Linked DNA regions of Homo sapiens: all the other regions are linked to region 1. Evidence: read pairs that join two places in POLR2A ChIA-PET (ENCODE). Cell type or tissue: MCF 10A. All regions are shown on one strand.

Region 1 (8,000 bases):
CGGGCTAGTGGGGATGGAGATGGTGGGATGCTGTTTCCTCTGACCCAGGGCAGATGAGGCAAAGGCTGGCAGGAAAAGGTGTCTCCGAGAGCCAGTCTCCTTCTCAGGCACCCACTGCACAAGATCTGGAGGGCAGATGAAACATAGGAACCATCGAAACACAGAAATGTGTATTATTAGCAGTGAGAGCAGGCAGTAGAGTTTTTTGAATCTGCTGATGACAAAATATATTGCCTAATCTTTCTGATTATTTTTTTTTTCTTTGACCTCCCTGCATATCTCTGGAGCTCCCACAGCTACGGGCTGTCTGCCTTGCAAAATACATATTTACAGGCCCTCTAAGCCCAGCTAAATATAGGCTTTCTTTTAAAGCAACTGATGATTTGGAGAAATCTTTCCTCTGTCCAACCCCTTCCCCCGCCCCCCAACACACACACACACCCTGACTCCTCCTACCAAGTCTCCCTCCCTAGTCTCCAAGATGTATCTGAACTTTCCAAGAGCCACTGGAGCAAGTGTGGAGAGTGATAGAAAGAAACTGGGTACAGCAGAGGGAACCAGCAGCAAGGCAGTCTCCTAGCTGTGAGAGGACCCTAAGGGACCCCTCTCCCTGCAGGGACAATGAGGGGCTTGAGGCACCCACAGGCAGGAGTGAAAAACCCTTTGGGAAGTAGAGAAGAGAGGTCATCCCAAGAATGACCCCCAAAGATTTGGAGAAGCTGTAAGCAAGGGGTGTTTATATTTCAGAATTTCACATATTGAACCTTAAAGAAAATGAGAGCCCCAAAGTCCTGTGAAGACACACAGAGAGATGCAAACACCGAGTTTCATTCTCAGCCACACCTGCCCACATGTGCATGCAGGCACACACCCCCACATGTGCTTGGATACCCTGCAATCAGTAACAGCCAACACTCTGAGCCCCCTTTTAGTGCCTTATGCATTGAGGACCCATTTATTCCTCACAAAAACTCTATGAAGTTGGTATATTATCTTCATCTTATAGATGAAGGAATTTGTTGAAGCCCCTTAGCTGGGGAGTGGGAGGTTGGAGATTCTAACAGAGATGGCCTGGCTTCAAGGCCTGTGCTGCATGCACAAAAGTGAGGGACACCTAGGGTTATCTATGCTCAGGAAACACTCAGACACTCAAGCTAAGCTTTTTGAGGAAACAGGCTTTGGGAGGGGACACGACTAGCCCACGGTCATCCAGCAAATGAGTGCAGCTAGGACTCAATTCAGGCCTCATGAACCCTAGCCTGGTCTGTTTCCTTTAAAACTAGGTATGTCACTTCTCAGCTTTCGTCATTCTCCCTGTGAAGAGGTCAGCCAAGGGCCACTAAAGGCCCCTCCAACACTGACATCCTGGATTTGAGGTGTACACACACCTTTCCAGCATACCTTTCCAGCATCCTATAACCAGCCCAAATCCCTGGCAGAGGTCAACTCTTGAAGGAGAGCAACTGGGTGGGGACCACTGGCTCACCACAAAAGGATCCAAGTGCAGGGTCTGGGCCAGCCTCTGCTTAGATGACCGTGGCCAAGGAAAAACCGCTTTTAGAAGCTGAGTCTCAAGGCCCCAGGGCTGGAAAGAGAAGCCAGCCTTGGCACCCAGCCCGGGCCTGCGCCCAGGGCGCTGAGGGCTCGGGACTTATCGCTCGTCAGGCCTCTCCCTGCCTTCATCACTATCTTTGCAGTTACACCTGGTGTTTAAAACTAGCAAGCCTTGGGGAAGAGTCCTAACAGAGCATCTTCCCAAGGGCCCTAAGCAGATTTGGGGGGGTGTGGGAAAGCTGTGGCAGGGGGGCGGTTACCAGGAGGAGAGTTGGGGGTGAATTATCTCTGCCTATCGCAGCCTCTGGCCTTTTTAGCACAGGCTGGGAAAGGCGTCTCCTCCCCCACACCCTATCTTCTGTGTCCGAGCCACTCTCGTCCTTTCTGGGCCTTCTTTCATCCTCCCAGGGCACAGAGGAGGATAAGTGACTTGTCCAAGGTCACACAGCCAGTAAGCAGTGAAGCCAAGATTTGAACCCTAGCAGCCTGGCTCCTAGGTCAACCACTCTATGCCAAGGCAAAGGTAAGGAAGGAACTTCCATCCAAAGACCACTGGGCAACTTGGCCATCAAAGTCTCTTCCATGAAGACAAAGGAAAGAGAAAGGGTGGTTAAATTATCCTGGAGTGCTTCCTCACTGGAGGATGTAGGTGAAGATGACAGCCCAATGAATGAAAATTCTATTTAAAGCCTTCAGTTTGGATGGTAACCCTCCCAAACCCTCCTTGTTCCTATCAGGTGCGATTACTGCTCCAGACAGGCAGAGAAGGGATGGAGGGAATGAGACCCCATTCTTCACCCATCTCACAGGCCAGCCGGCTTGGTGCCTGACACCAGAGAACAAGTGATGGTGAAGCACTTACCGCTCCATAAAAGCGTCTTTGGGAATTCTGGCCAGGGTGTTGCTCTGCTAACCAGGAGCCCATGAAATAATAATCCCACTGATTAGCCTCAGTCCCCCAAGCTCTGGCTAGCTCCACCCTCTTGAAGCCCAAACCCCCTAGAAGGGTCTGTTAAAGGGGTTTGTCCGGAGATTCATAATCCTTTGGACAAGGGAGACCCAAGAGCACCCCTGTAATTCCAGTTTGCTCTAAGCTGCTACCGGAAATGCTGGGAGTCCGAGGGTCTCTGGGCCTGGTAGCTGGTTCTCAGCTCCTTCTCCCACCCTCAGAAACTGGGGGCTTCCCCACCTGGCCAGACGCGTGGGCACAGACCCCTTGGGCTGGGACCAGTTAAGATGATCTACCACCAAGGGTGTGGGAGATTCTGGGCAGAACACAGGGGCCTGCGCCCTCCTCCAATCCACACAAGAGCTTCTGAGTACATTGTACAAACTTCCAAACCCCAACTGGGTGAGGTTTCTGTCTTCTCCGGACTTCTATATTGGGGTTGGGGGGCCTGTGGGGAGGGGTTTTCAAGACCCAATCTTGAGTTTGGAAATCTAAGTCCCAAAGCTTGCTCCTGACAGAGGCCTTCTAAGAAGGGTTAGGAGACAGACTTCTTCACCCTGCACCATCCCAAAGTGCAAAACTGGGGAGGGGTAAGTTTCCTGGGCAACTGGGCAAAGATGCAGGTGGCATTTGGAAAGTGTGAGGTCTGGGTTCACTTCCGGCTCTAGCTCACAACCTAGATCTTCCCTCTTCCTTAGCACCAGCCTCAGGATCAGTCCTGCGGTTCCTGGCCCCTCCCGATCCCAATATCCAGGGTTCCCAGGCGGCTTCCCCACACCCCATCCCCCACGCTGTACTCTAAGCTCTTTTGCACATGGTAACGCGTTAATATCCCACAAAACCCACACACACCCCTGCAGTGGAGTGGTAGGAGGGCTCCCTTTGCCAGCCCTTCCAGGCCAGGGGGGAGAGAGTGGGAGATTAGGAAAAGGAGGAAGAGGATGGAGGGGAAGAGGGCGGGGGAGGAGGCAGAGGCCGCAGAAAGGCCTGAGATGCAGGAAGCAGCTGGGAGTGGGGGGAGGCTTTGTGCCTGAGTTGTTCTCTGGGTCCTAGGGCCCATTGTGTTCACCAGTTTCTGGGATGTGTGGAATGAACCAGCTCACCTGGACCTGTCCAGAGGGCGGACTCTCACACCCAGGGCCCAGGCAGCGCCAGCACCCTAGCTGTGTATGCGGGGGGTGCAGAGGGCATCAAACAGCTTTCTGGGTTGCCAGGACAGGGGATGTGTAAGTCACTGTCACCCTCCCCACCCCCCCACCCCAACCGGAACACAGTGGCCAGGATCCTTTAAATCAGAGACCCAAGTTAGAGCTCTCACTGGCGAAACTTTGGCCCCAGGCCTCTCGAATTCCTGCTCCCAAACCCTTCCTTCCGGTTTGAGAGGCAGGAGTGCCAGGGTAGGGGCCTGAAGACGGGTGCACAGCAGACAGGCGACAGGACATCCTTTCCAGACTTCGGCAGTTTTGGTGATCCCCTGCTACTTGGATGACGGGGTTCACCTCCTTTCTTCACCACCCCTCCCCCACCATCGAAAGGTCACCAGCGCTGGACCAAGGTTTCACACCTCCAAGGGGGCCAAAGATTGCCTGTAGTGAAGTGTTAAAATGCAGATTCCTGGGTTCAGCCTCGGAGATTCTCCTTCACAAGGTTCGAGAGAGATCCCAGAAATCTGCATTTTTACCAAGTGCCCAGCGATTCTGATGCTAAAGGCTTGAAGCACACCGAAGAGCTAGCTCCGAGGACACTGAAGAATGAACCTCTGCCCCTCCCTACAAACCCCCTCCCCTCACACTGAGACCATCGTGGATGTACTGCCTCCCCCCAATATTTCATGGAGGTGCGGTTCTGTGGGTTGTGACCGCAGTCAGAAGTTGTGATGGAAGCAGGTTGAAGAGTGCTGGCCAACGTCCGGGGGCAGCGGAAGGCTCTCCGCGAGGGCTGGGGAGGGGAGGGGATCCGTTCGGGTGGAGGGGAAGGGGAGGGCTCACAGGCTCCGGCCCCGGAAATCCGATCCCTTTAGGACCCAGAGGTGCCAGTCCCCCAGCGGCGGCTGCGAGAAGGGCAGCCGCTCGGTCTCCGGCAGCCGCCGCTCGGGCAAAGCCAGAGAAAGACCGAGGCTCGGGGCACGGGGGGGAGGGAGGGAGGGAGGGAGGCGCGGCGGCGGAGCGGCCCGGGCCGGCGGAGCAGCCATGGGCGTTGGGGTGCCGGGCCCCCCGAGAGCCGAGGCCTCCGGCCGGACTGGGGGACGCCCGGGCTGCCAGCCCCGCTGACACCGTCTCGGACGATGTGAGCCGGCGACACCGCGGCTGCTTCGCGGGCAGGGCGCGCGCTCCCACCGGCCCCAGACGCCGCTTTGCTAATTTGGGTGGGGGCGACCGTACCAGGCCGCTCGGGCTTTTGAAGCGGGGCTGGCTGTCTTCGGCAGCTTGATTGGGGGAGGCGACCCACACACAGGGCGCTTGGAGATTTTTTTTTTTTCATTTTTTTTTTTAAAGCGGGATTAACTGTTTTTGGCAGCTTGGTTTTGGGGGGACCCTAAAAAAGGCCTTCGGGGTTTCTTTTATCGGGGGGAGGGGGCGGTGGTCCCGACTTGGCCAGCCGCCTGTTGAAGCGGGGGAGCGGGGAGCAGGGGCATGCGAACCCGGCTCCCCCCACCATGATGAAGACGGAGCCACGGGGGCCCGGGGGTCCCCTCCGGAGCGCCTCCCCGCACCGCAGCGCCTACGAGGCGGGCATCCAGGCGCTGAAGCCGCCCGACGCGCCCGGGCCCGACGAGGCACCCAAGGGGGCCCACCACAAGAAATATGGCTCCAACGTCCACCGCATCAAAAGTATGTTCCTGCAGATGGGCACGACGGCGGGGCCCTCGGGCGAGGCGGGCGGCGGCGCGGGCCTGGCCGAGGCCCCACGGGCGTCCGAGCGCGGCGTGCGCCTGTCGCTGCCGCGGGCCAGCAGCCTGAACGAGAACGTGGACCACAGCGCCCTGCTGAAGCTGGGCACCAGCGTGTCGGAGCGCGTGAGCCGCTTCGACTCCAAGCCCGCGCCCTCCGCGCAGCCTGCGCCGCCGCCGCACCCGCCGTCCCGGCTGCAGGAGACGCGGAAGCTGTTCGAACGGAGCGCCCCAGCGGCCGCAGGCGGCGACAAGGAGGCCGCGGCGCGGCGGCTGCTGAGGCAGGAGCGCGCCGGCCTGCAGGACCGGAAGCTGGACGTCGTGGTGCGCTTCAACGGCAGCACCGAGGCGCTGGACAAGCTGGACGCTGACGCCGTGTCCCCCACGGTCAGCCAGCTCAGCGCCGTCTTCGAGAAGGCCGACTCGAGGACCGGCCTCCACCGCGGGCCCGGGCTCCCCAGGGCCGCAGGGGTTCCCCAGGTCAACTCGAAGCTGGTCAGCAAGCGGTCCCGGGTGTTCCAGCCCCCGCCGCCGCCGCCGCCCGCCCCGTCGGGGGATGCCCCGGCCGAGAAAGAGCGATGCCCCGCAGGGCAGCAGCCCCCGCAGCACCGAGTGGCCCCTGCCCGGCCGCCCCCCAAGCCCCGGGAGGTGCGCAAGATTAAGCCGGTGGAGGTGGAGGAGAGCGGGGAGTCGGAGGCCGAGTCGGCGCCCGGGGAGGTGATCCAGGCCGAGGTTACGGTCCACGCGGCCCTGGAGAATGGCAGCACCGTGGCAACTGCAGCCAGCCCCGCGCCCGAGGAGCCAAAGGCCCAAGCGGCCCCGGAGAAGGAGGCGGCGGCGGTAGCGCCGCCAGAGAGGGGGGTGGGCAATGGCCGGGCCCCGGACGTGGCCCCTGAGGAGGTAGATGAATCCAAGAAGGAGGACTTCTCGGAGGCGGACTTGGTGGACGTGAGCGCCTACAGTGGGCTCGGGGAGGACTCTGCGGGCAGTGCCCTGGAGGAGGACGACGAAGACGACGAGGAGGATGGGGAGCCCCCCTACGAGCCCGAGTCGGGGTGCGTGGAGATCCCGGGGCTGTCGGAGGAGGAGGACCCAGCCCCGAGCCGGAAGATCCATTTCAGCACGGCGCCCATCCAAGTAAGTGAGCCCCCCCGCCCTGCCCCCGCGCCGCCCCTGCCACGTGCACGCGGCCGCCCCCGCTCGCCAGCCAGCCAGCCGGGTTTGGCAGGCTGAGTCAGCCCCTGCCACCCAGCCCCCTTCCCAGAAGTTCCCACCCTCAGGGGGGCGTGGGGGAGTTCCAGCTGTTTGTCAGAGAGGGATTTTCAGGTGTGCGAGGGGGGTGGCCTGCCCCGACCTGCCCTCAGGTTCCTCCGCCTGCTGCCCCGCCCCGCCGCTCCGCGGAACCCGCCCTGCCCCACGCGGGTCCTGGGACACCTGCTTTCCCTTCCTCACCCGGACATTCCTTCCTCCAGAGGCTGCCAGAGGCTGGGGTTGGGTAGTGTGAAGGGGTGTGTGTGTCTTCAGGAGAGACATTTGCCCTTCACTGGGTAGAGAGGGGGCCGGGGTGCTTTCCCCCTGTATGGGAGCTGGATGAGGTGAGAAAGGGGAAAGCCAGGAACTTCTCAAAACGAAGCTGCAGGGGACCGCAGGCAGCCCTTCCTCTATTCTGTTTGTACCCCCACCCCAACTTTGCAGAAGTGAAAGAGGGAAGCAGATCGTGAGGGTGAGCTGGTCTGTGGCCATGTGACTGGCTGGCGCCGTGTTCCCTGGGGGTCCCTGCAGGCCAGCTGCCCGGTCCTCCTTGCACAGGGAGGGGCACTTTGTGTGGTCCTTGATGGGGAGAGGCCTTCTGCAGGCATGGAGGAGGAGGAGGTGGGGCTGGGATCCCCCTGGGTGCCTGGCAGTAGTGGGCATGCCTTTACTCTTGGCTGCTCAATAGGACAGACTCCCATGGCCTTGGCAGGCCCCAAGTGTTCTTGCCACATTCTCTGGGAGCCCTGAAAGAGGGATGGGAGCTGCCCCTTTTGGGGGTCTCATCCCCACGGCCACTATTGGTGGTTGGTTTGTGGGTTGTGCCAGAGCTTTGAGATCCTCAGAACAGCCCTGATGGGGAGGGAACATCCCCTGGGGGGAATCAAAAACCCCAGGCCACCCCTCCCCCCACTTCCCACCACCCTCCACTCTTGGCTAGCACATTCAGCCTGCAGGGTTCTTCCTCACCGCCCCAGGCTCAGCTGCACCCGGCCCCAGGTCCGCCCCATGGAAGTGTCCAGGTCCCTGGACTCTCCTTGGCCTGGACCCTGCCCTGCCTTTACCCTTCCCTAGCCAAAGCACCATCTGTTTGCTTGTCGTTTCCATAACTACTCCTGGACTCTGAAGCTTCCCAACTTTCCTCTCACTCGCCCAGAATGTCAGCCTCTGCCCCTCTCCCACCTCCCACCCCAGCAAGAGGCCTGAAAGGTTAAAAGTGAGTGGCTCTCAGGCCAGCCTCTCCCCTGGGCTGGGACCTGCGGGGTCCTCTCCCAACCCCTTTCCCCTCCTGAAGGCAGTGGGGTTCTGAAGGGAATGGGGGACTGTAGTGTTTCTTGGGACTCTGAAGCAGAGTTT
Region 2 (8,000 bases), 120 kb after region 1:
ATCAAATAATCACATCTGGGTGGATTCACTTCAAGGCTCTCTATTCTGTCCCACAGGCTCTCTATTCTGTCCTTGCACTAATACCATGTTGTCTTAATATCTAGTACTGGAAGTCTTACAGCTGTGCTCTACTTGAAGAAAGTCTTGGCTATTCTTGATCCTTTCCATTTCCATACAAATTTTAGAATCAACTTATCGATTTCTGCACACACACACACACACACACACATTCCTGCCAGGATTTTGATTGGAATTGCATTGAATCTATAGATTGATTTGGGGAGGATTTACAAGGTGGAGCTTTCCAATCCATGAACACTAATTTAGATTATCTTTAAATTTTTTTATTTTTTGAGGCAAGATCTTACTCTGTCACCCAGGCTGGACTGTAGTGGCACAGTCATGGCTCACTGCAGTGTCGACCTCCTGCGCTGAAGTGATTCTCCCACCTCAGCCTCTTACAGGCACACGCCACCACACCAGACTAATTTTTCTATTTTTTGTGGAGATGGGGTTTCACTATGTTGCACAGGCTGGTCACAAACTCCTGGGCTCAAGTGATCTGCCCGCCTCCACCTCCCAAAGGGTTAGGATTATAGGCATGAGCCACCATGCCTGGCCTAGATATTTTTAAGTATTTATCAAAGATGTTTTGAAGTTTTCTGTGTAGTGAGGGAGCTTTCACTGTTTGGGTTAGATTTATTTTTAGGTATTTGATATTTTTATGATGTATAAATGATGTTGTCCTTTTAATTCCTTTCCCTAATTGTACATTGGTAGAAAAACATTTGATTCGTTCCTTTTTTTTTTTTTTTTTCACTTTTAGAGACAGGGTCTCACTATGTTGCCCAGGCTGGACTCAAACTCTTAGGCTCAAGGAATCCTCCTGCCTCAGCCTCTCTACTAGCTGGGACCACAGACATGGGTTACCACATCCGGCTTAGTAATTCTAATTTCAATGGAGAAAAATTTATCAAGTTTTTTCCTTTATGGTTAGTACTTTCTGTGTCCTATTTAGGAAATCTTGTTATTCAGGAGGCTGAGGCAGGAGGATTGCTTGAGCCCAGGAGTCCAAGGCCAGACTAGGCAACATAGTGAGACCGCATCTCTATTTAAAGGAAAAAAAAAAAAAGAAATCTTTGCCTACCCCAGCAACATTTGATTTTTTATACTGATTTTGTATCCAGTGAGCTTACTCAATTTACTTATTTATTCTAACAGCTTGTCTGTATATTTTGGGGGATTTTGTCTATGGGCCACTATGTCATCTAAATACTGGCAGTTTTCTTTCTCCCTTTACAATTCTCACAATGTTTCTTGTGCCTTATTCCCTTGCCTGAGGCCTCCCTTGTAGGGTAGTGCTGGATGGAGTGGTAACAGTGGGCTCCTCAGCTGCCTCCTGATCGTAGTAGAAAGCTTTGAATATTTCACCACTCAACCTAATGGAGTGTGTGTGTGTGTATTTCAGATAATCTTCATAGTACTACTTTTTCAGACATACCTTGCTGATAAGGGAAGGGTCTGAGGGGCTGGGATAGGGAGCAGTGGTTTGAGGTTGGGGAACCCCTGGGAGTGGCCTGCCCCTTGCTCAATTAAAAAGCAAAACAGTGCCGGGCGTGGTGGCTCACGCCTGTAATCCCAGCACTTTGTGAGGCTGAGAACGGCAAATCACTTGAGGCCAAGAGTTAGAGACCAGCCTGGCCAACATGGCGAATCCCCGTCTCTACTAAAAATACAAAAATTAGCTGGGCATCGTGTACTTGTAGTCCCAGCTACTCCAGAGGCTGAGAGGCACTAGAATCGCTTGAGCCCAGGAGGCGGAGGTTGCAGTGAGCTGAGATCGCATCACTGCACTCCAACTGGGCAACAGAGCGAGACTCCATCTCAAAAAAAAAAAAAAAAAAAAGCAAAGCAGAAGCTGGACCCTGCCTATAATCCAAGCACTTTGGGAGGCCAAGGTGGGAGGATCACTTGAGCCCAGTAGCTCAGGGCTGCAGTCAGCTATGATGGCACCACTGCATTCCAGCCTGGGTAACAGAGCAAGACTCCATCTCTTAAAAATAAAAATAGAAATAAACAGGCCAGGGGCGGTGGCTCATGCCTGTAATCCCAGCACTTTGGGAGGCCAAGGCGGGCGGATCACAAGGTCAGGAGTTCTAGACCAGCCTGGCCAACATAGTGAAACCCCGTCTCTACTAAAAATGCAAAAAATTAGCTGGGCGTGGTGGCAGGTGCCTGTAATCCCAGCTACTCGGGAGGCTGAGGCAGGAGAATCGTTTGAACCTGGGGGGCAGAGGTTGCAGTGAGCCAAGATTGTGCCACTACACTCCAGCCTGGGCGACAGAGTAAGTAAGACTCTGTCTCAAAAATAAATAAATAAATAAATAAATAAAAATAAAAGAAAAGAAATAAACAAAACAGAGTTGTCTCCAAAGGGGAACACCTCTCTGGTGACTCCCTCTATGTCCTCCATCAGAACCTGGTCAGAACATCTGTCTGGTCTGGGGCTGCTGGGTATCCCCTTTGGCTCTGGAGCATGAGGCTACCGGTCCATTCCTGTCATTCCCCCGGGCGCTGAGGCTCAGAGCAGGGTGGTGACTAGCTTAGGTCCCACAGCAAGTGAGTGGCAGAGCCAGGACTGGAACTCGAGGTTCCTGGAGCCCAGCTCCACTTCGGCCACCACACTGTGGTCAGGAGCTGGGAGGTGACCAGAGGGCAGAGGGAGGGGCATGTAGGTATTTCAGGAACGGGACAACTTTGTGCAGGTACTGGACTCTATGCCCACAGATGTGCGTAAAGAAGATAGGTGGGCAGCCCCTCCTCCAACAAGAGAGGAGCGGGGTCCAGGTGGGGTGGGAGGCAGGTGAGCAGCTGACCCTCAAATCTAGTCCTGCGCCATTTGGAAGGAGGATTTGGGGAGAAATCTCCCCAGGGCAGCATGGAGACCTGGACCATTGGGGTTTGCTCCATCCCCACTAAGGCCCTTGGGAGGAGCTTAGATATCAGGACTGGGACCCTGGGAGCCCAGCGCTCCCAGGAGGAGCCCATGGCCAGAGAGGGCAAGTCCTGGATGCACAAGGAGATGGCGCAGAGCTGTGGCCATACCAAACCCAGCGTGCTTGGCTGTCTAGGACAGGAACAGTGGCCCTGTGTAGAACCCAGCCTGGTCTCCCCAATTCTCACCACAGACTCCAGGATGACAGAGAGGAGAGGGCTGAGCGAGAGAGGAGAAAATGGAGAGGAAGGACGGGTCAGAAAAGGGAAGACAGCCCTGAGAGGCGGGAGCTAGACAGGGGGTCCAAGGTGTGAGGGGCCAGGAGGCACATGGAGGGGAGCTGAGCCCAGGCGGGGAGGGTAGGGATGAAGCAAACCCAGACACAGGATGTCAGAGGCAAGCGGCATTCTTCCTCCCTGGCTAGCCCCTCCTCCACCCTGCCCACTGGGAATGTGCGGAATGTGATGAGCCGGTAGGATCAGGACTCCCACTCCACCTGGCACAGTGCGCGGCGGGGCGCTATGCCATCCCCACGTATCACAGGGGGGTTTCTTGGGGGTGGGGTGGAGAGATTTCAATGGACATTACCCTAATATAGAAACTGTGTGGAAGGTCTTGGGGAGGGGTGCCACTCCTGTGGGCCAGATGCCAGGGCTGTGGGCATGATCAGATGCTTTCCTGTTGAGCTGCTGTGAGTCAGAAGGCACGGGGCCTGGGTTGGTAGTTGGGGTGGGGGGCAGTGTCCCCAGTTGCCAGGGAAGCTGGGGCAGCAGGAGAGGGGAGGAGGGAAGCAATACAGAGTGGCAGCTGACACTCTCCTGGAGGACTGGGCACTGCAGCTGCTGGCCAAGGAAGTCCTCTGGGGGCCCCAAAAAATGACTCCACCCCTGCTGGATTTAGAGTCCCATGGAGCAAACTGGGGCTCCTATGGTCCTCACTGCAGCGGGTCCAGGGGCTCCACCAATTCAACGCAGGGCAGTCTCGAGGCGCGTGGGCACGCTCTGTGTCCTGCAGCATCCACGCCTGCCCCGCCCTCCCATAGATGCTCGTGGCCCTCCTCTTTGCACAGCTGCATTCACTCCCCTTCCTTGAGTGATGCAGCCCACCTTTGTTGAGGCTTGCTCTGTGGCAGGCACTGTGCAAGGTCCTGGGGCTTCAACAGTGAATCAGCTGAGGTCCCTGCCCTCCTGGGGCTATGCGTCATGTGGGGCCTGAGCCAACAGCCAAGACATGGATGCTTCTGGCTGAACGCTGGCCTCACAGCCGGAAGCAGGGGAGGGGCAGGAGCAAGGCTTGAGGAAAGCAGAAGGGATCCGGTGACCCTGAGGCCCCGGGACCCAGTCCTGTTCCAGGGATCCACTTTCTGCCCTGGAGAGGTACACGTCTGAGAAACGCTGCAGAACACAGCAGAGGGAAGGGAGAAGGGGGGCAGAGGGGTGGACTCGCGGTTTGAGGTTGAGCCTGGTTGGAGGAAGAACAGAGACGGAGAAAACCTCAGCCCCAGGGACCACTGTGCGGCTACACCTGAGCCCCACTGCGGGCGGCCTGAGCCCAGCATGGGAGGCCAGCCAAACCTCTCTCAGGGCCCACTGCCCGCTGGCTCCGCGGCAGAACGGAGGGCAGGGGGCGCTAGCCCGAGTGGCTGCCGTGGGATCCGATCCAGGCAGGCCCCGCCAGCTGCAGGACTGACCCACAGGTACCTGGCCGCCATGGCCCACTCTGGTCCCGGCACCCCCGCGGGGCTGCTGAGCAGGGAGGGCCGTGTGAGGTGCCCACAACAGCCACCTCTTCTGGGCCAGTTTTGGTTCCTCCTCACACTTAGCACAATGCCTGCTGGCACAAATGAGTCAAAAATGCTTGGGGGGAATCAAAGCTATGAATGAATGACGATTGAATAAATAAATGATGGATGGATAAACAAATCCATCAACCAACCAGTTATCGGAGTTCCAGCAGCCAATCCTTCAGAAATGGGCATGCTTGCCACCTGGTGGCGACTGCGCTAACTGCAGCCATGGTCAGGGCCAGCATCACCGGTCACCACACAGCAGAAGCCTGGGCTGCCACCACCAAGGCAGATCCCGGGGTCACCCTGTTCCTCCTCCTGCCTCTCAGCCATGCTGCCTTATTTTCCAGCACACTTAAGCAATTTTCTGTTATGTTTGAAAACCCTCTTAGGTAAGAGATTCCTTCCTCGCCTGTGCCCTTTGGAAACTCCTACGTATGCCCTGACCTTTGTTTTCGTCTGGTTCTCTTTTGTCCTCCAGGCAGAAAGAGCATGAGCGCCTCCTTCCCCTCACCCGGACAGGAAGGTCAGCCTGGCAAGAGTCAGGCCCTGGACCGGACAGGCAGGAATTCTGTCTGTCCTTCCCTGTCTCTTCCCCGACTTCTAAATATGTTAAGTCGGTTGGTTTGTCTCAGGGTGGGTCCTTCACTCCTGCTTCTGAATTCGTGTGAAGACACTTGGCCTGCTGGCTCCAGGCAGTCCCCATGGGCACCCAGGGCCCAGAGCCACACTCTGCCATTTAGAGCAGGACAGCAGTGAGGATCCACCACGGCCAGCAGTGAACACAACAGCTCTAATACAGGGAAATACCCTGGCCTGGAGACAGGAGACAGCATTATGTGGCTTTGGACAGGTCACAGGCCCCCTCTAGGCCTCAGTTCCCCCATCTGTGTAACCGGGGGTAACTCTGGTTCTGGCATTCCGTGGCTCTGCCTCTCCATGCCTGGCTGATGTCCACAGTGTTTCTTCCCTCCTTTTCACAGGTCCGGGCTTCATAGCTGCCCTCACTCCCCCTTGTCCTGCTCTCTAGCCCCAGGGCCAGCTGTAAAACACATGGTGGCTTTCAGGCATCCCTTTACTTTGTGTCCCTGTAAGGGGGGATCCCAGGTGTGGTGAGATCACTGGTTGCCTATCCCTGACATCCATTCCCCCTTCCTTGTTAGTTATAGAACCCCACTTTCATGTGGGGCAGCGGGAGCCTCGGGGTCCTCAAAGGGGAAGCCCATGATTGATCACAGACCCATCTCCATGTGACTCTTTCTCCCCTGCTCTATTTGAGGACCCTGTGGCCCAGTCTGGTTGACACATAAAATTTAAGCATCACAGCTGGGTGTGGTGGCTCATACCTGTAATCCCAAGCACTTTGGGTGGCTGAGGCAGGTGGATCACTTGAGGTCACGAGTTTGAGACCAGCTTGGCCAACACAGTGAAATCCCGTTTCTACTAAAATTACAAAAAATTAGCTGGGAGTGGTGGTGCGCACCTGTAATCCCAGCACTTTGGGAGGTCGAGGCAGGAGGATTGCTTGAGCCCAGGAGTTCATGACCAGCTTTGGCAACATAGCAAGATCCTGTCCCGAAAAAAGATACATATATATATATCTAAATTTTCTCTCTCTATATATATTTCTTTCTCTCTATATATTCTCTCTCTCTCCATATATATATATATATATATATATATATATATATATACACACACACACACACACACACGTATATATATATATATATACATATATACACACACGGGGCATCTAGCTACAGCCTTGGTTACCAGGAAGACAGTGGGTACTTGTTAGAGTTAGCTGCTGTGATGAACTCTCTCTCTATATATGTGTGTGTGTGTGTATACATACATGTATACAGGTACACACACATACATATATGCATGCATGTATGCATGCGTGCGTGCATGCTGCATGCATGCGTGCGTGCATGCTGCATGTATGCGTGCGTGCATGCATGCATGCAGCATGTATGCATGCAGCATGTATGCATGTATGCATGCATGCATGTTGCATGCATGGATGCATGGATGCATGTATGGATGCACGTGTACATGTATGGATGCATGTATGCATGCACGTGTACATGTATGTATACATGTATGGATGCATGTGTGGATGTATGTATGCATGTATGTATACATGCATGGATGCGCACATACATGTATGTATACATGTTGCGTGTATGCATGTATACATGTGTGGATGCATGCATGGATGCATGCATACATGTGTGGATGCATGCATGGATGCATGGGCACATGTATGTATGTATGTATGCACGCATATATGTAAATGCATGTATGTATACACGCATAAATGCATACACATACATGCATACATGCGTGCACACATACATGAAGACATGCAGACATGCATCCATGCATGCATACATGTATGCATACATATATGTGTACATGGATAATGCATACATACATGCATACACACATCCATACATTGTACATATGTGTGCACACATGCATGCATACGTGCACACATGCATACATGCATTCATATACATACGTGCATACATGCATGCATACATGTATGCATGTGCACACACATACATATGTGTATATATACATATGTGTGTATACATGCATGCACGCATGTATCCACATACACATACATGTATGTATGCATGTACGCATGTATACATGTGTGCATGCATTCACATGCATGCGTGCATACATGCATGTGTGTATGCATACATGTATGTATAATGCATGCGTGTTTACACATGCATACATGTGTGTATACATAGATGTATGTATACACATATACATACATGTATATGCATACATATGTGTACATACATGCATGCATACACATATGCGTACATGTATGCATGCATGCATGCATGTAAATGCATGTATGTATGCACACATGCATATGTATATGTGCATGCATACATACATGTATATGCACACATGTGTATGTATGCATACATGTGTGTATATGCGCATACACATGTGTGTATGCAAACATGTATGGGTACATGTATGCATGTGTGGGTACATACATGTACATATGCCCTACATACATATATGCATGCATGCGTGTTTGCATGTGTATACATACATGTACATATGCATGTGTGCATGTGTGTATACATACATGTATGTGTGCATGTGTGTATACATACATGTATGTGTGCATGTGTGTATACACATAGGTGTGTATATATGTATATGTTATATATGTATATACAC
Region 3 (8,000 bases), 88 kb after region 1:
GGCAAAGTCCAGAAGTAGGCCCTGGTTCTTGTTTACTTGCTTTCTGTGGTCCCTTCTAGCTGTGAGCTCCACCAGCATGTTACCTGAGCCTGTCTTAGTCACTGCTAAGCTTCTAGGAATAGCACAGTGTTTGGTACACAGTAGGGGCTCACCAAATATCTGTTGAATGAACAGTGAGTAAATAACTGCTAAAGGATCCAGGGTGCAGAATCACTTTAAATGGGCTCCTAGACCACAGCCATCCATAACAGGGTTATCAAAAAGGCATTTCAGTGAACTGATGCCAACCTGGAGCTTAAAACAGTGTTCAAAGGTGACAGAAATCCCAGCAGTGGTGGCTTATGGGGTGGCAAATGATTAGAAGGGGTTACAAGGGCACCTTCTGGAGTGATTTTAAGATATATCTTTGGTTATACAGGTACATACATTTGTAAAAATTCATTGAAGTTTGAAATCTGTACATTTCACTGTATGTAAACATTACATCAATTTTTTCCTTTTTGAGACAGGATCTGACTCTGTCACCCAGGCTGGAGTGCAGTGGCATGATCTCAGCTCACTCCAACCTTTCTCTCCGGGGTTCAAGTGATCCTCCCACCTCAGCCTCCCAGGCAGCTGGGATTACAGGCGCATACCACCATGCCGGGCTAATTTATATATTTTTGGTAGAGATGGAATTTTGCCGTGTTGCCCAGGTTGATCACAAACTCCTAGGCTCAAACGATCCTCCTGCCTCATCCCAAAGGAATGAGCCACCGAGCCTGGCCACATCAAATTTTAAAATGAGAAAAAAGCCAGGCATTGTTGCTCTTGCCTATAATCCCAACTACTTGGGAGGCCGAGGCAGGAGGATCACTTGAGCCCAGGAGTTCAAGGCTACAGTGAGCTATGATCATGTCACCCACTCCAGCCTGGGTGACAGAGCCAGACCTCATCTCTAAGAGAAAAAAAAAAAAAAGAAAGAAAAAGAAAAATGGGGCCACATACGGTGGCTCACGCCTGAAATCCTAGCACTAGCAGTTTGGGAGGCCAAGGCAGGAGGATCACTTGAGCCCAGGAGTTTGAGACCAGCCTGGGCAACACAGTCAGACCCTGTCTCTATAAAAACTTTAAAAATTAGCTTGGGAGGCTAAGGCTGGAGGGTCGCTTGAGTCTGGGAAGTCAAGGCTGCAGTGAGCTGAGATGGCACCACTATACTCCAGCCTGGTTGAGAGATGGAGTCTTTTTTTTTTTTTTTTTTTTTTGAGATGGAGTCTCGCTCTGTCACCCAGGCTGGAATGCAGTGGTGTGATCTTGGCTCACTGCAACCTCCACCTCCCAGGTTCAAGCGATTCTCCTGCCTCAGCCTCCCAAGTAACTGGGACAACAGACGGGCACCACTGCACCCGGCTTATTTTTTATATTTTTAGTAGAGACAGGGTTTCACCATATTGGCCAGGCTGGTCTCGAACTTCTGACCTCATGATCCACCGGCCTCGGCCTCCCAAAGTGCTGGGATTACAGGCGTGAACCACCACACCCAGCTGGGAGTCTTCTATCTTGAAAGAAAGAAGAAAGAAGAGAAAGAAAAGAAAAGAGAGAGAGAGAGAGAGAGAGACAGCCTCATTCTCTCTTTGCCTGCTGCCATCAGCGTAAGATGGGACTTGCTCCTCCTTGCCTTCCACCGTGATTGTGAGGCTTCCCCAGCCATGTGGAACTATCAAGGCAAGAGAAAAACCTGACATCAAAGCAACACATTCTAAGACTGAGTTTATGTGCCTATCTGGATACTGATAATTCATGTCTGAAGAAAGTATAAGTATTGCATTCTCTTGGTCACAGTAATTGTTTCAGAGAGGAGTACCTGAAATAGTCAGAGCTAATGAGTTGTAGTCAGATATCTACTGGGACTATAGAACTTGAAGGTCAAAGAAGATAAAGCTGAAGCTGTTGCATTCATCTTGGCACTACGAAAAGAATGCCTATCAAAGAATGGAGGCAACACGAAGAACACAGAGTTAAGTGCTTGAGATAAATCACATCCTGGTGGCATCATATGAGCACCAGGAGCAAGGCAAGCCTTAACCAGAACTCTTCTGTGTGTGAAGCAATAAAATCAAAATCCTTTTTGGAATATAACAACAACAACAAGAGACAGAGAGAGAAAAAAATGCGGGGGGAAATGTCTATCTGGGACCCAGAAATGGAGAACTCAGGGGCTGCCACTATAGAATGTGGGCAGGAGGTGACACATTTGATTAGCCCCCAGACCAGAGCTGGGTGAGCCGGGGTCAGCAGGGCTGGGCCTCTTCCGGCAGTCAGCCTCCCAGGAAGGAGCGCCAGCCAGCGCTGAGCTGCCTGGGGCCCTCTCTGCCCTTTCTCCTCCTTGCAGTTCCCTCGGCTCCCTCGGCTTGTTCCCACGAAGGCTGAGCACCCAGTGTAGGCATGCGGAGGAAGTGGATGAGTCAGAGAACTCAGGCCGTGCGGGGGTTTGGGAGAGCACAGGATACTCACCCCCTCCCCAGGAGTGCAGAGAGCGAGGGACACACAGCCACAGGAAGGGACATGTGTGCAGGCCCCAGCACACACGCGCCGTGGACCCCCCTGCTGCCCTCTTCTTTCCTCCCAGCTCTGGAGATGAGGGGAGAGCCGGGTAGAGGTGGAGGAGCCAACACTGAGCACCCACTTACCAGAACTCTGCCTGCAGGGCCCTGGCTGGCCACAGTCACTCCAAGCCACATGTCCTCAATAATGTGATGGCCAGGGTCATCTGTGGGCACCGGAAGGATCATGAATCAGAGCACCTCACCCATACTTCAGTGCCCAAAGTCTCCAGAGGGCAGGAGTGGGTCCCGCTTGGGCCCTCCACCCACAGGGCAGCCCTCCCAACTCCCCTTCTCCAGCTCGTCATTATTCTGAGCTCTACCAATCCCATCCAGCCCCACTCTCCTCTAGGGCACCCTCTTCCCAGCTGGACAAGAAGCGACTAGAAGCCGTGTGAACAAGCCTTCTATCTCCTCCAGGCCATTCTCTCTGCGGTACCCCCCTGCCAGACCTCTGACCCAGCACCCCTCCCCAGCCCCTTCCCCTCACTTTTCACTGTGATGTTCATCCGCTCACAGTCATCCTTGTGGGCAGTGAGTGGGCACAGGTACACAGCACCAGTCCGGTTGGTGTAGCCATCGGGCACAGCGAGCTCCCGGGGGGCACCAGCCAGGAGCCTGGGGATAGGGACGGAGGTGGGTCCGGGTTCAGACTCCCCAAGCCCCACTTGGAACAACTTGTTATTTATTCAACATACATTTACAGATTCTTGGTGCCAGGAGACCCCCAGCTCCTGCCCTCCAGAAGTGCCCAGTGTAGGGTAAGGCAGGCAAGGAAAAAAGACACTAGAAGGAAGTGCCCCGGGAGTGGGAAGCAGGGAGCACAGTAGCCCAGGCTCAGGGCTGAGGGGGCAGTGATGGAGGCCAGCAGAAGAGGTGACCTAATCTGAGTCTGAGGACAATCACCAGGGTTCTCCAGGTGAAGAAGGGGAGGAAGAGCACTTGGGCAAAGGCACACATGTGCAGGGCCAGGAAGCAAGAGCCAGCAGGGTGAATCAGAGACCTGCAAGGCCCTCAGCATAGCTGGAGTCCAGGAGCCTCTGGGGAGGCACACAAAGGCAGGCTGGGAAGGTCCTTAGGGGAACCACAGAGGGATTTTAGGCAGGGGCATGACATGGCCAGATCTCAGTTTTGGAAGGAATGCTTTGGCCTTTGAGATGAAGGTAGACCAGAAGAGAGCAAGATGAGGAATCCTGGCAGAGAGTTCAAATTCTGGGGGTTCAGAGGGGAGAACTTAGGGGACTGGGTTGTCAGAACGCTGGGTTTTTCCTCCTGAAGCCATGTGGAGACTCAGATCTTGGAGACCTGGGCCCCTAAGCGACCTGGGTGATGTCCAACATCCTTCCCCAGTTACCTTAAGACAGGCACACAGGTAGGGGTTGGGATAAGTACCTGACACTTTGGACAATGTGGCCCCAGAGCAGAGTTCCCAGTGGGTGGGCAGCAGGTGGGGAGGGAAAGGGCTCTTGCCTTGCTCCCAGCCTGCCCAGAATCCATCTTTGGGGATGCAGACAGCAAGTTCCTGCAAGGATGCTTAGGACCCTGGCAACCCGTCCCATACCAGAGGGGTGGCTGGAGCAGAAAGAGGCAGGGGTTGGCCCTGAAATGCCATCTTAGAGGACAAGCCTTGGGCCATCAGAAACCCCGGGGATCTTTGTTAAAAAGGTAGATTCCTCTGCCCACAACACACCATCTGGTGGAATCTGGTGCACCCCAGTTTGAGAACTCAGTTTTAGCAGATTTTCTCCCCACATCACCTCCCTGCAGCCTCTAAATGTTCTGCCAGGAGCCCCTGCTCAATCCTGATGGCCCTGGCCTTCTCGGGTGGCAGGCACCTCCCAGGTGCCCCACCATTTGGCCCCAGCAACTCTATCACTCTACAGCTCCCAGCTCAGAACTTGGGCTCTGGGCCTCCTGCCAGTCTGGAAGTGCCAAGCAACAGCCACGCCTGTAGCTTCTGCCTGGGACCTGTGAGTGTGGGCTACAGGGAGTGGGCTGGGCAGGGCAGGGCAGTGCAGGGCCTGGGCATGCCAGGGCCTGGGGTATCTCCACCCACTGGGAGTCAGGAATGTACTGCCTGCGGGTGCTGGGAAGGGGGTGGGACCTTGCCTATACTTCAAGACAACAGCTCAGACCTCACCCTGGGGAAGTGTTCCTGGGAGAAGGGGTGAAGCTTCCTGGCCAGGGAGGCTGGCAGGGGGCCAGGGTGGCAGCCAGGCCTGGAGAGTCACTTCTCTCTGGGCTGGGAAGGCCTCGATGAGTCCACTGCCTGACCACCCATGGACATCCGCTCTCTGGCGTGCCTGACAGATGAGAGAAGGGACCCACAGCCTGCGGGAAAGGAGCATCTCAGCCTGAGAACCCACGGACCTGGGTCTAGGGTTTGTTCTGCCTGAAGGGGCAATTTCCTTTCCTTCTCTGAGCCCTGAGTGCCCCATCTGTAAAATGGGGGCAGCCCCTCTCCTGCTGACCTCCAGGGTTGCTAGAGGAACAAATAGGTCTATTCTACAAAAAGGTGTTCTGATATGAAGCCATAGCTAATGTGAGCATTGTTGTTCCGATTTGTTGTGGCATCAGGACTGGTCTAGCATGCCTCCAGCCCTCCCTCCAGGGACCCAGGAATTTCTTTTTTTCTTTCTTTTTTTTTTTTTTTTTGAGACAGGGTCTTGCTCTGTCACCCAGGCTGGAGTGCAGTGGCACAACCTCGGCTCACTGCCACCTCCGCCTCCCGGGTGCAAGTGATTCTCCTGACTCAGCCTCCCAAGTAGCTGGGATTACAGGCATGCACCACCACGCCCAGCTAATTTTTGTATTTGTACTAGAGATGGGGTTTCGCCATATTGGCCAGGCTGATGTCGAACTCCTGACCTCAGGTGATCCACCCGCCTCGGCCTCCCAAGTTACTGGGATTACAAGCGTGAGCCACCGTGCCTGGCTGGACCCAGGAATTTCTGCCCTGGCATGTTAGGGAACCTGGAGCAGAGGGAAAAGAAGAGACTCCTTTGGTGGTTTAGAGAGATCAGCAGGGAGACATAGGAAGACTTCCATGGCTTGAGGATACCAGGTGATCACTGGGGTCAGGGTGGGAGCGCTGGCAGCTAGAGTCACTCTACAGCGGGGGCTCAGATCTGGCTGGAGGTGGAGGTTGGGAATTTTCTACAGTGACACTAAGGGGTCCGGGCCTCAGTGGGAGGCCGGGCCTTGGGCACGCCTGTAATGGAAGTGTTGCCCCCTTGTTGCTGCTGCTGCCCTGCCCATGTTGTCATACAGGAGGCAGCTGAGCAAAAGGGTCTCCATGCCCTCCCAGCCCCCTCAACTCAGCCAGGAAGGGGCTAAGGGACTCCCTCCTCTGAACTTCCCAAGGTACTGAGCAGGCAGAGCTGGGCACGCATGTCAATCAGATTGAAATACTTCCCCTTACCACCAATACCCTCCTGCCTGTTGCCTGGAACCAGCCTTATGCCTACTGATAGAGGGCAGGGCAGGGCCAGTGCCCTAATCCCAGCCCTACATCCCAGGCCCCTCCCTCCTCAGAGATTCCAGAGTGAGCCCCCGCTTCACCCCCCCAGAGTATTTTTAGCTTCCACTTGGCCCACTCAGAGGCCCTTTAAGGCCCTCTGGCTCCCAGCCCAGGATCCAATGGGTCTACAGCCAGAGGCCTGCACATGGATGGGGGAAGGCGGGTGTGCAGAGGGTGGTTCCAGCTTCCTCCAGCCACACACACCCAGGTGTGTGCGGAGGGGGTTGGAGAATCCTGAAGGTGAGAGGGACCTTACTGTATGCAAATGAAATGCAAATTAGTACACAAATGAGCAATTCTGCCAGCCACCTGCTTTTAGGTCTGGTCCAGATCACAAAATCCAAAAGCTGACCCCTTCCAGAGCAGTACTGAACCCATCCCCTCAGCTGCAGCCAGAAGGAGGGAGAGTAGGTGGAGGGATGCCTAGATGGAGCTCTTAGAGCAAGGAAGATAGGAGATGGGACTGCCCCTCTCCTGGAGTCAGGCTGGACTGGGGGGAGCAGAGACCCCCAGCCCCCCAGATGGAGTGGGATGGGTGAAGTGACTACTCAAGGGCTTTCCAACAGCTGCCTCCTCACCCTCCCATTGGCTCCAGCCAAACAGCCCCTCTTGGCCTCTGCGGAGCCCCTTGAGCTCCAAGTTCCGAAAAAGCCCTTCCTTACCCCTGCCCTATCACTCCCCTTGGGGCAGTTCAGAGCTAATGGAACAGCCAAGGAGAAAGCAGAAGAATCAAAGAAGGGCGCGGCACAGTACCCAGGAGAATTCAGGGTACCAGGTTGGCTCACCTCAAAGAGGAGAAGGCCCCTGGGGGCACTGGGGTGGGGTAATGCTCAGAGAAGCAGCCTGTAAGATTCACCTTCCCAGATTCTGTCACCTCAGGGAGGCACTTGGTGGCTCCATGGGAGGATTCCAGAGGGGGCCAAAGGATCTAGCACTCAGGCCAACATGGCAGGGCCTCACTCCTTGGGTACCTAGCCTCCTGTGTTCCCCTCCTATCCCCGGCCGGGAGGCAGGTGGGGAGGGTGCCTGCTCCACCTCTGAGCCCCAGAGAAGGGGTGGGGGCAGCTCTGGGATGCCTGGATCCCAGCTCTATGCCAGCCTTGCTGCCCGAATTAGCCATCTCCCCAGAGGCCGGCCCTGTGGCAGCTGAAACTGCAGCCCTCCCCATCCTTCCTGACCCTTCCCTTGCTGCCCACCCAGCCCCCTCTCCCCACTGGTGACTCAGCCCTAGAACCAGAGCAACAAGCTGGAGGGAGAGAGAGAATGAGAAAGGACAGGAAAAAGAGCCCTGGCTAAGCCTCAGATAAAAAAAGAACAAGGCCATTTTTCTCAGTTCTGCTCCCTTTCCTTGGCTCTTCAGTATTTTTCCTGTATTTGACCCCCGAGGGCATTCTAAGTGTCATCTAACCTCAATTCCTCTTACTGCAAAGGGGATCTTCTTCCTTCTTTGTTTACTTCTGACCAAGCCCCCTTCGCTGCTGCTTTTTCTACAAGATCAGGCTTCCCCTACTCCTGCCCAGTTGAAAGCCTCTTGGCCTAGACTGGTCACTGGGTAGAGCCAGAGGAAAAAGATACTACACGAGCAGGCCTTCTGCCTCCAGCCACAGCTGCTGTGCCCATTTCTGCTGGCACGAACCTTGAAGGCTGCCAGGCACCTGCTTTGCCCAGGGAAACATGATGTTAGGAGAGCATGGCAGGTGAGCCTGGCTCCTGCGTACCTCAGGCATGACCTCATTTCTAGGAGCCACCCTGCCCTGGGCTTCCCAGATACCCTCATTTCCAAGCAAAAGTGAAAGAGAGAGAAGGACCGGCAGTATCCCCATAGGCCCACAGGGTCAGGCCAGACCAGAATGCCTGGATTCCCAGGAGGGAATGTCAGTGCAGGTGCTGGAGCAGAG

Evidence for each region. Peaks named below come from ENCODE experiments on the same cell type or tissue, not always from the same donor. Only the 100,000 strongest peaks of a DNase experiment are listed, where the experiment ranks them.
Region 2: POLR2A ChIA-PET joins it to region 1 with 12 read pairs; 4 of 35 experiments call an interaction of 5 or more read pairs at or near these places.
Region 3: POLR2A ChIA-PET joins it to region 1 with 24 read pairs; 10 of 35 experiments call an interaction of 5 or more read pairs at or near these places.

What each region holds. Positions count from the first base shown.
Region 1 is chr17:50,147,673-50,155,672 of GRCh38, reverse strand. It overlaps PPP1R9B (protein phosphatase 1 regulatory subunit 9B), which reads left to right and starts at 4,996. Exons shown (of 10, transcript NM_032595.5): 1 at 4,996-6,530. The coding sequence starts at 5,160. LOC124904025 (a long non-coding RNA gene) reads right to left here and starts at 6,938. Exons shown (of 3, transcript XR_007065841.1): 1 at 6,846-6,938. RefSeq lists a cis regulatory region at 1,077-2,113, enhancers at 4,331-4,625, 7,345-7,414 and silencers at 4,636-4,725, 4,796-4,885, 5,535-5,644, 6,495-6,614. In MCF 10A, CTCF peaks have their summits at 4,551 and 6,847; DNase peaks (open chromatin) are centred at 1,572, 3,542, 3,852, 4,512 and 1 weaker place.
Region 2 is chr17:50,023,988-50,031,987 of GRCh38, reverse strand. No RefSeq gene overlaps it. Among named protein-coding and RNA genes, the nearest start is that of PICART1, 28 kb to the left of the region's middle. In MCF 10A, a CTCF peak has its summit at 4,991 (motif pointing left); DNase peaks (open chromatin) are centred at 3,627, 4,217 and 4,927.
Region 3 is chr17:50,059,277-50,067,276 of GRCh38, reverse strand. ITGA3 (integrin subunit alpha 3) reads right to left here. Exons shown (of 26, transcript NM_002204.4): 2 at 3,073-3,200; 3 at 2,670-2,749. Among named protein-coding and RNA genes, the nearest start is that of ITGA3, 7.2 kb to the right of the region's middle. RefSeq lists enhancers at 1,970-3,169, 4,124-4,624, 4,625-5,125. In MCF 10A, no CTCF peak of the experiment used is centred here; DNase peaks (open chromatin) are centred at 2,416, 2,866, 4,646, 6,176 and 2 weaker places.